Regions from separate parts of the Homo sapiens genome. Here region 2 is linked to region 1. A link is an interaction called in ENCODE POLR2A ChIA-PET data of the cell type or tissue named here. Cell type or tissue: OCI-LY7. All regions are shown on one strand. Links, peaks and the distances in the headings refer to the core of each region. The heading gives the core; the rest is flanking DNA. Region 1 has its middle 43 kb from the start of BNIP1. Region 2 overlaps FBXW11 (F-box and WD repeat domain containing 11).

Region 1 (4,401 bases), core at 287-4,286:
TCTGGAGGCGATGAAAATGTTCTAAAATTGACTGTGGTGATCGTTATCCAACTCTGTGAAAATACTAAAAGCCACAGCATTGTACATGATAAATGGGTAAATCATATGTGAGTATATACATCAATAAAGCTGTTTCTCAAACAAGAATGTTATAGAGATGGTCTCTGATGGTATGTAACCACTTGAGATTGGCTTTTCTCACTCAGCATCATTCCGTCATAGTCCCTCTCAGCAGTTGCCCAGAGCAGTAGGTGGACCCTCCGCATTGCTCAGTAGTATTCCAGTGTACAGACATCCCAGAGTGTGTTTAACCATTCACCTGCTGGATATTTGAGTTGTGTCCCTTTTTTTTTGGCTATTAAAGCTGCTGTGAACATTTGTGTACAGATGTTTGTATGGACATACATTTTCATTTTGCCAAGATGAATACCGAAGTGAATGTTTCACTTTAAGTGTCTCTGTTATCCAGCACACCTCTGCTAAGAAATGACTATCTGCATCTGGGAGCAGTGGTTCATGCCTGTAATCCTAGCACCTTGGGAAGCTGAGGTGGGAAGATCGCTTGAGGCCAGGAGTTTGAGACCAGCCTGGGTAACATAGTTAGATCCTATCTCTACAAAAAATAAAAATGAAAAAATTAGCCAGTCATGGAAGTGTATGCCTGTGGTCCCAGCTACTCAGGAGGCTGAGGTAGGAGGATCGGTCGAGCCCAGGAGGTAAAGGCTGCATTGAGCTATAAGTGCACCACTGCACTCCAGCCTGGGATGGCAGAGAGATTCTGTCTCTATAAAATAAAAATAAAAGAAGTTACTCTCTGCAAACGCTTTAAATTTTGTGTTTTAAGGAACCATGTAGTTAGTCAATTTTCTAAATGGAAATCAGGCCAGGTATGGTGGCTCACGTCTGTAATCCCAGCACTTTGGGAAGCCGAGGCAGGTGGATCACCTGAGGTCAGGAGTTCGAGAACAGCCTGGCCAACATGGCAAAACCCCATCTCTACTACAAATTCAAAAATTAGCTGGACATGGTGACACATGTCTGTAGTCCCAGCTACTCAGGAGGCCAAGGTTGGAGGATCGCTTGAGCCCAGGAAAGTGAAGGCTGCAGGGACCGTGATCATGCCACTGCATTCCAGCGTGAGCAACAGAGCAAGACTCTGTCTCTAAAAAAAAGAAAAAAAATTACCACATTTTTAGATTATATAATTCTGATTCAAAGGTAAAATACAAAGAGGGGAAAATATATTTAACATAAAATTTGAATAAAATATTTTCCAAAATCTTAAGGAAGACTTACTTCCATAAAAATAATTTTTATGTCAGGCTTCAGGCTCAGTGGGCACCCGTGAGTCCTGATTTAATGAGACAAGCTTCAAATTCTAGGTTTTTTTTAAATGATTCTTCATCATTGATTGATTGATTGATTGATTGATTGATTGATTGATTTTTAAGAGACATGGTCTCATTCTGTTGCCCAGGCTGGAGTGCAATGGTGCAACCATGGCTCCCTGCAGCTTTGACCTCTGGCCCCAAACAATCCTCCCGCTTTGGCCTCCCAAAGTGCTGGAATTACAGGCATCAGCCACTGTGACCAGTTTCCTCTTCTTTCTGTTAAATGACATATCATCCCTTGAATGCAAGAGTTTCAGATTCTTAGTAATCATCATTGCCAAGAAATTTTGCTTTTACAAGTAAGTGACTTTTAAAAAGGTTTAAAAATTGTGTTTTTCTACCTTAAAATTTTTACAATGGTCAAAACTACACATAAAGGATCACCCTTTCTTTCCTTGGCAATTATGATATAGGAACTTCTTAGGATTTCTAATCCAGTCCAACTTTCTTTTTTTTCCTTTTTGAGACAGAGTCTCACTCTGTCGCCCAGGCTGGAGTGCGGTGGTGCAATCTCGGCTCACTGCAACCCCTGCCTCCCAGATTCAAGAGATTCTTGTGCCTCAGCCTCCCGAGTAGCTGGAGTTATAGGCATGCACCATCACTCCCGGGTAATTTTTTTTTTTTTTTTTGTATTTTTAGTAGAGACAGGATTTCATTATGTTGACCAGGCTGGTCTTGAACTCCTGACCTCAAGTCATCTGCCTGCCTTGGTCTCCCAAAGTGCTGGAATTATAGGCGTGAGCCAGTCCGATTTTTTCATACTGAGTATGTCACAATAATGCTGACACTCTAACTTGTAGAGCACACATGATTGACTGCAATGGTTGCCTGCAGGTGGCACAGTTACCCCTGTACCCCTACAGTCACCCAAACAGAAGCATCTGTGTGAAGACAGAGCAGGCAGCCCGGAGCTGGGCCTGCCCAGGCACCTGCCCTCATCCTTCCCTCCAACCCCTAGGGGGCCTCCCTTCAGTCTGTACCCGCTACTCCTGGGCACCTGCAATGCAAGCTCACCAGCCCCTGTGGCTCTTGCCCAAACCAGACAGCATAATGCCTGGCGGCTGGCTACTGTCCTCCACATCCAGGCAGCAAGCAGCTCTTTCTTGATGGCACTCAGGACCCCGCCTAGATCAGGGCATACCACCAAGGCTCACGGTGCTCCTGAGGCCGCTGGGGCACCACAGGGTGCTTCTCAGGTCCTGTCACTCAACTGGGCCTCCCCAAAGTGGGCTCACAGCCCAGGGGCTCCAGTTGCCCCAGGCTCTGCTAGGCTGCCCAGAGGACTCAAGGTGTGGATATCTCAGGCACACCTGAGTGTTGAGCTCAGCACACGTGTATGCTGGGCACGGCATGAGTGTAAGGAAGCGCTGGCATACAGAATAAAATCCCCTGGCTAGGAAGCAAGCTACTGCTGACTCCACCGAAGCCCCTGCACGCCCCTCCCAGTACCATCTCCCCTCGCCCCTGCAGAGGCAGACACCATCCTGACTTTGGTGTCTATTCTTTTCATTCGTTTCTTTCTATTTTACCACATGCGTATATATCCATTAAAATATGTAATTGTTTTTCATGTTTAAAACTTTATGCAAGGAATATTATTCAGTGTTAAAAAGGAAGGAAATTCTGACCTATGCTATAACATGAGTGAAGCTTGAGGACATCAGGCTAGGTGAAATAAGCCAGTCACAAAAAGATAAATACAGTATGATTCCACTTATCGGAGCCGAGTAGTCAAAATCATAGAGACAGGAAGTGAAATGCTGGTTGTCAGGGCCTGGGGGAAGGGGAGAGTGGGGAGTTGTATAATGGGGACAGAGCTTCACTTTCACAAGATAAACAGTTCTGAGGCCGGGTGCAGTGGCTCACGCCTGTAATCACAGCACTTTGGGAGGCCGAGGCAGGCAGATCACCTGAGGTCAGGAGTTTGAGACCAGCCTGGCCAACATGGCAAAACCCTGTCTCTACTACAAATATAAAAATAAAAAATAAAACTAACTGGGCATGGTGGTAGGCACCTGTAGTCCCAGCTACTTGGGAGGCTGAGGCAGGAGAATCGCTTAGAACCTGCGAGGCAGAGGTTGCAGTGAGCCAAGATCGTGCCACCACACGCCAGCCTGGGCAACAAGAGCGAAACTCTGTCTCAAAAGAAAAAAAGAGTTCTGGAGCTGGATGGTGCTGATGGTTGCGTAACATCATGAGTGTATTTAATACCACTGAAATAAATACACTTACAAATGGTTAAGATAGTCAATTGTATGTTATATGTATTTTACCACAACCAAAAAATGTAACTTTACACAAATAGTAGTCAACTATGAGAATCGTTCTGCGGCTGCTTTTTTTGATTGACATCGTGAGATTGATCCATGTTGATACACACAGATGCCAAACATTCCTTTTCCTGCTGCATTGTAGTCCACTGAAGAAATACACTCCAATTTCTTCATCCTTTAGATGTGCATTTCAGTTGTTTCAAATATTCGCTATTACAGACAATGCATTAATGTTCTTCCTGTGTAGACGTGCACTTACGAAGCTGCCCAAGAGAGGCTCTAAGCTATCAGTCCTCAAAGTGTGGTCGGAGGAACCCTAGGGAGTCCCTGAGACCCTTTCAGGGGCCTGTGAGAACCTCCCTTTTGTTTTTTTCTTTTATTTATTTTTTTTATTTCTGAGATTTTGGTGCACCTATCACCCGAGCAGTGTACGCTGCACCCAATTTGTAGTCTTTTATCCCTCACCCCACTTCACCCTTTCCCCCAACCCCCCAAAGTCCAATGTATCATTCTTATGCCTTTGCGTCCTCACAGCTTAGCTCCCACTTATGAGTGAGAACACACGATGTTTGATTTTCCATTCCTGAGTTACTTCACTTAGAATAATAGTCTCTGATTCCATCCAGGTTGCTGTGAATGCCATTATTTCATTCTTTTTTCGGCTGAGTTATAGTCCACGGTATATATACCATTTTCTTTATCCACTCGTTGATTGATGGGCATTTGGGTTGGTTCCA
Region 2 (4,401 bases), core at 323-4,322, 1.2 Mb after region 1:
ACGTTTCCTTTGTCAGCACTGATAGGAATGGACCTAAGCCCATTTATTGAAGGCTACTGATATTTATCAAAAGGATCTAATAGGTGGTTCTCTGGCCAAATTGGCTTAGGTTATATCTCAGCAATCTTCTCTTTCATTTATGCTAATGAAGTCCTATCCACCCATAAAACACAATAGGTGCCACCTCTTTTGATGTCAGTTTATATTATGGTAGCAGAGACTGTCTGGTTTTTGTGTCTGTATAGCACTGCCTATATGACACTCAAATGAAATGAATGAATTCTGGCACTTTGTATTTATCCTGTAGCACTTAACATATTTCAGGCTTGTAATATAGTTACCTGTTTGTGTCCTCTGTTGAATGATAAACTCCTCATGGGAAGGGCTGGGACCTTAATTATCTTCCAGTGACACACAGTTCCTTCATACACACGGTGTCTTCTTTGTGGTAGGCTTTCAGGAAATGTTGGGTTGAATTTTCCTGGTGATCATTTTCAGACATTATTGCCTTTTGCCTGTGTCTTAACTATCCTCTTTTCTAAACATTTTCACCCACATTACTAATTCTCACAATAATCAGTTCCAAATTTTTATGGGACTTATCATATCATCCTATTATATTATAAAAACTTGTGGTTGTGCCTAAACTCTTCTTCTAGAGGCTGTGTTTGATTGCCCTGTTACTCCTCAGCACATGGGTGCTCAATATGGATTTAAATTAATGTTAGATTTTCTTTCTTTCATGCAGTGAAACCTTTTAAGATTTCCTTTTGAATATCTTAAGACAAAGGTAGAGATGAATAGAGAAGAAAGATGGGGAGGGGGAAGAGGTGGGTGGTGTGTTGTTTATAGGACATCCATAGACATATTAACCATTATTTACAGACTTTCCACACATACAGATTGATTTACATAGAACTCAGAGACTGGTTGTTAGCAAAGAACTGAGGAAACTGAATACTTTTTGCATCAGTTGGTGCAGGTTTGCCAAATAGTTGATAAGCTCCAAGGGCTCCATGACCTTAGAAAAGCATGGTTTAGCAGAAAGGGCATGGGCTTTGAAGTGAAACACCTGAGTTTGTATCCAAGCTCTGTCGCTTGCTAGCTGTGTGACATAAAGAAAGGTAACCTTTCTGCAGTATGATTTGATTATATGTAAAAATAAATAAGAAAACTTAGGTATTGGTCTGAGTTGTTGGGAGGATTATATGAGAGATGTGTGTGAAAGGACTTTGCAGAGGCTTGCTTTTCTTCAAATGCTGACCATACTAACTTTCCCCACAAGTACAGGGACCCTAAAGCGAAGTCAAGACCGATGGTGTGGAAAAGGTCTTTCTCCTGAGTTGCGCATGTATTTATTTGTGAGGCTTTACAGAAGACTAACATTTAGTTGCTTTTAGCCATACATTTAATGAGCCATCTTTGGGAAAAACAATGAAATCATGCAGAGTCAATACTGTCTTGGAAAATCTGGGAGGTACTATTTCAATGACTACCAATTTGGCGTAATTAGATCTATGCTGTAACTACAGAGAGAACCCACCCAGTCCTATTTTTATGCCTGGTATCCTGACAGAAAGAGACTGGTGATTAGTTTATATTGACATTGAGCATTGGGATTTATGTTTGATCGGTTTAGTTTAGACTGACCAAATTGTGGTTTTTGAATTCTTATTCTTACCATCATCAAAGCTGATGGTTTTAACCTTAACAGAATAAGCAGTGAGAATTCATACAAGATTTTCTTCTGAGTTGTATTGTTCATTGAATTAGATGACAATGGGGGAAGAAACGTGTTGGTTAAGAATGTGCTCGTTACCCTTGGTTAGTTTCTGCTGATCGCAATTGCTTAAGAGGAAGTTTGTCTTTGTAGGCAAATGAGAGACAGACCAGGAAGACCTGACAATCCAGTAGGGTATCTCTTACCTGGTTCTTAGTGTTTTAATGAAACTAAAAGATGGAAGAGTTCTGTGATGTCAGCGGGAAGCGTTTTTAGGAAATTCCCTCTCAGGTTGAGTTAACAATGAAGAGCTTCACAAAATGGAAAGCTGTGAAGTATAAACACTGGGACATTAATAGGAAAAATAAAAAAAAAAGCTTTGGCTCTTTGGCTTGTGATAGAGAGGTGTGTAAATATAAGCATATTGAATGTAGGAAACCATTGTATAGTAAAAAGCCTCTGATCCACAGAAGAAAAAGAAAGACTGAGGTTCTACTATTGTGAAAAAGGAACTTGAGTAATTTTTAATGTTTATTTTTTTAGGAGTTAACTGGAGAACATTGAACCAGTTTTGGTAACTAACAATAAAATATATTTTGGCCCTCTGAAATGACTACATGATAGATTCAAAGAGAAAGGGGGCAGAGGGGCAGGAAGAACTCAGTCCTGACACTACTCACCTGGCATCTGTTAATCTTTGTATTACTAGCATAAGGCCTGCCAGCAATTAGGGATTGAAGAAATATATATATACAATTAGGGATTGAAGAAATATATATGTGTGTGTATATATATATATATTTTTTTTTTTTGAAGGGAAGGGAGAAAAATTAACTCACTAGTACAGGGGAAAAGCCTGAGGATTCAAGAGGTCCAGAAATGAGTCTGTTAGTCAAATTGCTGTGGTTGTGTTTTGCTATAACTTGTTTTGCATTTTGGATAGTCGTACCTTGAAAAGCATAGTATACTGTTTTAGCAGTTCGCTACTAGCCATAGTTCCCTAGCTACTTCTGTCAAAATTGGGTTTCCAGTTTATTCTTAGGCTTAGGAGTAATACCACTTAATGGGAAAAACTTGAGAACTCATTATTTGCTTGGGATTTTACTTTTGTGATCTCCTTAAAGTTGTGAGTCTTAAGGTATTTTCATCTGATTGTTATGGCGAGGTTAATCATAGACCGGTATTTCAGTCACTTTAATTGCCTTACCTACAATATGAACAATCAGAACATCTTTAAGAGTCATTGCCTGTGGACTGTCAACAAATCTTAGAATTTAAAAATTACTTGGGTTCAGCTGGATTTGAGATTCTTTGTCACAGTTACAATCTTTGCTGCTAAACACAAAGACTACTTGAGTACCATTATAGTATGTCTTGCCACAGTCTTTTTTTTTTTTTTTTTTTTGAGACGGAGTCTTGCTCTGTTAACCAGGCTGGAGTACAGTGGCACGATCTCAGCTCACTGCAGCCTCTGTCTCCCGGGTTCAAGTGATTCTCCTTCCTCAGCCTCCCGAGTAGCTGGGATTGTAGGCATGTGCCACCAGGCCCGGTTAATTTTTGTACTTTTAGTAGAGATGGGGTTTCACCATGTTGGTCAGGCTGGCCTCACACTCCTGACCTCAAGTGATCTGCCCGCCTCGGCCTCCCAAAATGTTGGGACTACAGGTGTGAGCCATCGAGCCCAGCCTATAATGTGTTTTGTTTTAGCATTAATATTGTGGGCTTTAGGCTGGGCATGGGGGCTCACACCTGTAATCCCAGCCCTTTGGGAGGCCAAGGTAGGCAGATCGCTTGAGCTTAGGAGTTCGAGGCCAGCCTGGGCAACATGGTGAAACCCTGTCTCTACTTAAAAAAAAAAAAAAAAAGACAAGAAAAAAATATCATGGGCTGTAGAATTGCATGGCTCTTTGTTAATTAAATGCTTTTTTAAGTGGCAAGATCTAGGGAATTACCCTTTCAGGATGGCCCAACTGATTCATGTAGGCTGAAATATTTACTCTTCTGTATTTTCATTGTTCTCCATTTTGATGTTAATTAATTTAGGACCTTTGAGAGTAAAGCTTGATTTCTTCTCCTCTCTCAGAAATCATGGGCTTTCTGACCCTTGAACTGTGGAGTCCATAGTGCTCCATGAAAAGGGCATGGGCTCTACTACCTAGTAGATGTGGGACTTTGGATAGGTTACTTCTTTCTGCTCATCTTTTTTTGAGAATTAAATATGGGTAATTAATGTAAAGGGCTTGGCCAGTTAGTAGCTTTTCAATAAGGTAGGTATTACTATAATTACTGCAGGAGCATTTTGGCTATAATGTAGCAATTGTGGAAGTAGCAAATTTATGTTCGAGTAAGTTCAGTCTTTTTGTTTTTATCTTTGTTGTTCTGCTGAATGCTTTTTCTCTTTCCCTTTTAGTTTGTTTAGAATTTGCAGTCTAATTTGATATGGTAGAAAAAGAATATTGATATAATATGGACAGGACTTAATATTTAATGGTGTCACCTAGTAAATTGTATATTAGCGTTCTTTATGATTTTTCCCAGTTTACGTGATCATTGGCCATTGTACGGGACTGGCCTTTACTGAGTCAGAAGTTCAGTCTTCAGTTATATGTTTTGAAGCACACTATATTTTAGCTAAGGGTAGAGGATTTGGGTAATATGTAGATATGATGTCTTATATGTAG

What was found. Peaks named below come from ENCODE experiments on the same cell type or tissue, not always from the same donor. Only the 100,000 strongest peaks of a DNase experiment are listed, where the experiment ranks them.
Region 2: POLR2A ChIA-PET joins it to region 1 with 6 read pairs; 1 of 35 experiments calls an interaction of 5 or more read pairs at or near these places.

The regions. Positions count from the first base shown.
Region 1 is chr5:173,185,498-173,189,898 of GRCh38, reverse strand. No RefSeq gene overlaps it. Among named protein-coding and RNA genes, the nearest start is that of BNIP1, 43 kb to the right of the region's middle. RefSeq lists a silencer at 2,137-2,256. In OCI-LY7, for the core only: a CTCF peak has its summit at 2,308; a DNase peak (open chromatin) is centred at 2,298.
Region 2 is chr5:171,997,521-172,001,921 of GRCh38, reverse strand. All of the region lies in intron 1 of FBXW11 (F-box and WD repeat domain containing 11), which reads left to right. Among named protein-coding and RNA genes, the nearest start is that of FBXW11, 6.9 kb to the left of the region's middle. In OCI-LY7, for the core only: no CTCF peak of the experiment used is centred there; a DNase peak (open chromatin) is centred at 1,851; H3K4me3 peaks cover 867 bases; H3K27ac peaks cover 733 bases.